2 separate regions of the Homo sapiens genome follow, and region 1 is linked to region 2. Evidence: chromatin loops called from intact Hi-C (ENCODE). Cell type or tissue: PC-9. All regions are shown on one strand.

Evidence for each region. Hi-C counts contacts between places; a loop is a spot of excess contacts. Peaks named below come from ENCODE experiments on the same cell type or tissue, not always from the same donor. Only the 100,000 strongest peaks of a DNase experiment are listed, where the experiment ranks them.
Region 1: it touches region 2 in a loop (8-fold over the local background); 1 of 110 quality-filtered maps calls a loop at or near these places.

Annotation. Positions count from the first base shown.
Region 1 is chr12:84,727,107-84,729,606 of GRCh38, forward strand. No RefSeq gene overlaps it. Among named protein-coding and RNA genes, the nearest start is that of SLC6A15, 180 kb to the right of the region's middle. In PC-9, no CTCF peak of the experiment used is centred here; a DNase peak (open chromatin) is centred at 1,085.
Region 2 is chr12:84,794,486-84,796,985 of GRCh38, forward strand. No RefSeq gene overlaps it. Among named protein-coding and RNA genes, the nearest start is that of SLC6A15, 120 kb to the right of the region's middle. In PC-9, no CTCF peak of the experiment used is centred here; no DNase peak of the experiment used is centred here.

The sequences.
Region 1 (2,500 bases), 67 kb before region 2:
TCTTACTTATACTGTATGGTTATTTGACTAATGTTTGATCCTTCCATTGAACTTCAAGCTCATGAGGGCAGGAAGGTCACTATTGCTCCCTATCATGTCTTAAGAGTGTAACATTGTGCTTCTTACATAGCTGATCCCATGTATTTGTTAAAAATAGGTGTAAAGAACTAAATGCTCCAAGATGGGAATAATATATGCTTTCATTATGATTTCCACAATCTCAGCTTAGATGCACTTCTATGAATGTCAGTATTCTGTTTCCAGTGTAATTAAACATTAGTGCTTACAGTTACTCGCAGAAAACAGGAAGCAACACATTTAGGATAGCTGTGTCTACAAAAAGAAAAGCCACAGACGTTACACAAAATATTAAATGCTTAAATCAGAGCTGGTTATTAAGCACTACAGCATATAATTAATAATATTATGTAATTGGCAAGATATTTATATTCAGAATAGAAGGCAATAGACTAATATTCTGTGAGTTTGGGGTTTTATAGAAGGTCAAATATTTATTTTGTTGACATTATTGTTTGTCAAAGTATCCTTATTCATAGGAATAGAGAAAGCTATTGTAATAGTTTCTAAGCTAGATCATCTGCCTCCAGCTTCTCTCTATCCTCTCCACACCTTCACACACTTAATTATACTGCAACTGGAATTTCCTCTATAGTCTAAATCTCATCATATAACTCTATTACATGGAACTTGGGTGATTATTAAATGTAGTGGCTCTCAATTGGGAAGCAATTTCTGCCTCCCAGGGAACACTTGGCAGTGTCTGAAGATACTTTTGAACACTACAAATGGAGAAGGCGGCTAAGGGTATTACTTGAATCTAATAAGTAGACACTAAGGAGACTGCTAAATATTCTACGATGCACAAGAGAGCCCTCCACAATAGAGAAGTGGAAAGCCCAAAAATGCAGTAGTGCTGAGGTTGGGAAACCCTGACTGAAGGTTAAAGCCATGGTGTCGAATTTCAAAGTTGCTGATACTATGATAAAGTCACTCTTGTCAGACCCAGTTAGAGTATAGCCAGAAAGTTATGAAAAAGGGGGCTGGCTCATGCTTGTATGCCTGAGGTAAGAACTACCATAAGGAATTTCTAAAACCCACAAGAGATTCTTGCCGCTCTTAACATGCATTTCACACCTTACTTGCCTTACAGACCTTGCTTGTTCTGCACTTCCACACATATTTCTGTAAAAAGGTTTGTTGATTCACCCTTTTGTGATGCATCAGATGCTTTATAATTTGCCACAACCTCCAACCATTTGTTACTGTCTTCATTCAGCTGTCTTCACTTGTTCATATTTCCCACCTTACCTAAAATATACCTCAAGTCTGGGCACACCCTACTTCACATCCACATAACAGCCATGCTAAATTCCTAAATTCCACTATATGCCCCTTTATGTGTCTGTGTTTTTGCATATGCTACAAAATCACACTGGAATTCTCTATTACTGTGTTTCCCAAGCCCCATTTGCCTGATGTACTGATCTATGTCCTTTCAAATTTGCTCCTTTCATTTGTGTCTCAGGTATGCATTTTATTTTATGCATATTATATCAGAGTTTGCACAGAATTACATGTTAGTATTTATGCCTTTGCTGTCTACTTTCTTTAGGCTTTCAGGTCTTTGAAAATTATGAACATGCTATAATTAGCATCTTGTCTCACAGCACCTAAGACAGTGCCTGGGCACATATTTAATTTTTGTTGTTGTTGTTGTTGAACTCCTGAAATTAAATCCGTCTCTACTCTACCCTTTAACTTTGTAAATCAATACTACCATACATCTAATAACTTGGACTACAAGTTAAGAATACTTTACACAATTTCTCTTTCCTCAAAGGTATAGAAAGTAGAATTAATGTTGCTTTATTTTTAAATTGCAGAGACTAGATGGTATAAAAGAGAAGAATATATCTATTGCAAAAGACTAAAGAATAGTTAATGTTATTACTACAGAAGAATACCTTTCAAAATTAATAAATTTGGGGTTGTGAAATTTGGAGTAATTGAAGATATTTCTTTGTATTTCTCTATATACCCTAAGTTTTCTAAAGCAACTGTGTGTTGCATTAATGTCAGAAAATTAAAAAAAAAGGAAAATCATATTTTATATTTACATTTTAAAGAAAAACAATTTTGGATTAAGATCCAGTTTTTCTATTATGAAATCAGAATATAGAACTGCTGATTAAGCTTCCATTCTTTCTACAAAGAACAAATAAAAAATCTCATAGCATGACCATAGTAATACAAACCATATACATTTTACATTTCTTCAAGTGTTTTGGAAGTACCTTTCAAAGTGTATAGCACTATATGAAAACTACACTTTATTTTTGTTTTTGCATCAACACGATAGATTTACCATTAGCTAATTTGTTCTTCAAAATTATTAGATTTAATTTGCTAAATGAGCCTATAACAGAAGCAGGTAAGATGTTATCGAATGTCAGGTAGTATATTATGGTAGGAAGCCTTA
Region 2 (2,500 bases):
CCATATGGGGCTTCTCCAAAGCGATGGGAAACATTCCCCCCAAGGCAAAAATGCCCCTAAGATGTATTCTGGAGAATTGGGACCAATTTGACCCTCAGACGCTAAGAAAGAAGCGGCTTATATTCTTCTGCATAACACCTGGCCACAATATACTCTTCGAGAGGGGAGAAACCTGGCCCCCTGAGGGAAGTATAAATTATAACACCATCTTACAGCTAGACCTCTTTTGTAGAAAGAAGGGCAAATGGAGTGAAGTGCCATATGTGCAAACTTTCTTTTCATTAAGAGACAACTCACAATTATGTAAAAAGTATAAGTTATGCCCTACAGGCAGCCCTCAGAGTCTACCTCCCTGCCCCGCGTTCCCCTGGCTCCTTCCCCAACTAATAAGGACCCCCTTCAACACAAACAGTCCAAAAAGAGATAGACAAAGGGGTAAACAATGAACCCAAGAGTGCCAATTATTCCCCAATTATGCCCCGTCCAGGTAGTGGGAAGAGGAGAATTCAGCCCAATCAGAGTGCATGTACCCTTTTCCCTCTCAGACCTGAAGCAAATTAAAATAGACCTAGGCAAATTCTCAGATAACTCTGATGGCTATATTGATGTTTTACAAGGACTAGGACAATCCTTTGATCTGACATGGAGAGATGTAATGTTACTGCTAGATCAGACACTAACCCCAAATTAAAGGAGTGCCACCATAACTGCAGCCCGGGAGTTTGGCAGTCTCTGGTATCTCAGTCAGGTCAATGATAGGATGACAACAGAAGAAAAAGAACAATTCCCCACAGGCCAGCAGGCAGTTCCCAGTGTAGACCCTCATTGGGACACAGACTCAGAACATTAAGATTGGTGCTGCAGACATTTGCTAACTTGCGTGCTAGAAGGACTAAGGAAAACTAGGAAGAAGCCTATGAATTATTCAATGATGTTGATTGTAACATAGAGAAAGGAAGAAAATCCTACTGCCTTTCTGAGAGACTAAGGGAGGCATTGAGGAAGCAAACCTCTCTGTCACCCAACTGTATTGAAGGCCAACTAATCTTAAAGGATAAGTTTATTACTCAGTCAGCTGCAGACATTAGAAAAAAACTTCAAAAGTCTGCCTTAGGCCCAGAGCAAAACTTAGAAACCCTGTTGAACTTGGCAACTTCAGTTTTTTATAATAGAGATCAGGAGGAGCAGGTGGAATGAGACAAAACTGGATTAAAAAAAGGCCACCACTTTAGTCATGGCCCTCAGGCAAGTGGACTTTGGAGGCTCCGGAAAAGGGAAAGCCTGGACAAATCGAATGCCCAATAGGGCTTGCTTCCAGTGCGGTCTACAAGGACACTTTAAAAAAGATTGTCCGAATAGAAATAAGCCACCCCCTCGTCCATGCCCCTTATGTCAAGGGAATCACTGGAAGGCCCACTGCCTCAGGGGATGAAGGTTCTCTGAGTCAGAAGCCACTAACCAGATGATCCAGCAGCAGGACTGAGGGTGCCCGGGGCAAGTGCCAGCCCATGCCATCACCCTCACAGAACCCCAGGTATGCTTGACCATTGAGGGCCAGGAGGTTAACTGTCTCCTGGACACTGGTGCAGCCTTCTCAGTCTTACTCTCCTGTCCCAGACAACTGTCCTCCAGATCTGTCAATATCCAAGGGGTCCTAGGACAGGCAGTCACTAGATAGTTCTCCCAGCCACTAAGTTGTAAATGGGGAACTTTACTCTTTTCACATGCCTTTCTAATTATGACTGAAAGCCCCATTCCTTTATTAGGGAGTGACATCCTAGCAAAAGCAGGGGCCATTATACACTAGAATTAGAAGAAGAAAAAAGGGTAACTATATATACAAACTCTAAGTATGCTTACCTAGTTCTCCATGCCCACACAGCAATATGGAGAGAAAGGGAATTCCTAACTTCCTAGGGAACACCTATCAAACATCAGGAAGCCATTAGGAGATTATTATTGGTTGTACAGAAACCTAAAGAGTGGCAATCTTACACTGCCAGGGTCATCAGAAAGGAAAGGAAAGGGAAATAGAGGGAAACCGCCAAGCGGATATTGAAGCCAAAAGAGCCACAAGGCGGGATCCTCCATTAGAAAAGCTTATAGAAGGACTCCTAGTATGGGGTAATCCACTCCAGGAAACCAAGCCCCAGTTCTCAGCAGAAGAAATAGAATGGGGAACCTCATGAGGACATAGTTTCCTCCCCTCAGGATGGCTAGCCACTGCAGAAGGAAAAATACTTTTGCCTGCAGCTAACCAATGGAAATTACTTAAAACCCTTCACCAGACCTTTCACTTAGGCATTGATAGCACCCATCAGATGGCCAAATCATTATTTACTGGACCAGGCCTTTTCAAAGCTATCAAGCAGATAGTCAGGGCCTGTAAAGAGTGCCAAAGAAATAATCCCTGCCTTATCGCCAAGCTCCTTCAGGAGAACAAAGAACAGGCCATTACCCAGGAGAAGACTGGCAACTAGATTTTACTCGCATGCCCAAA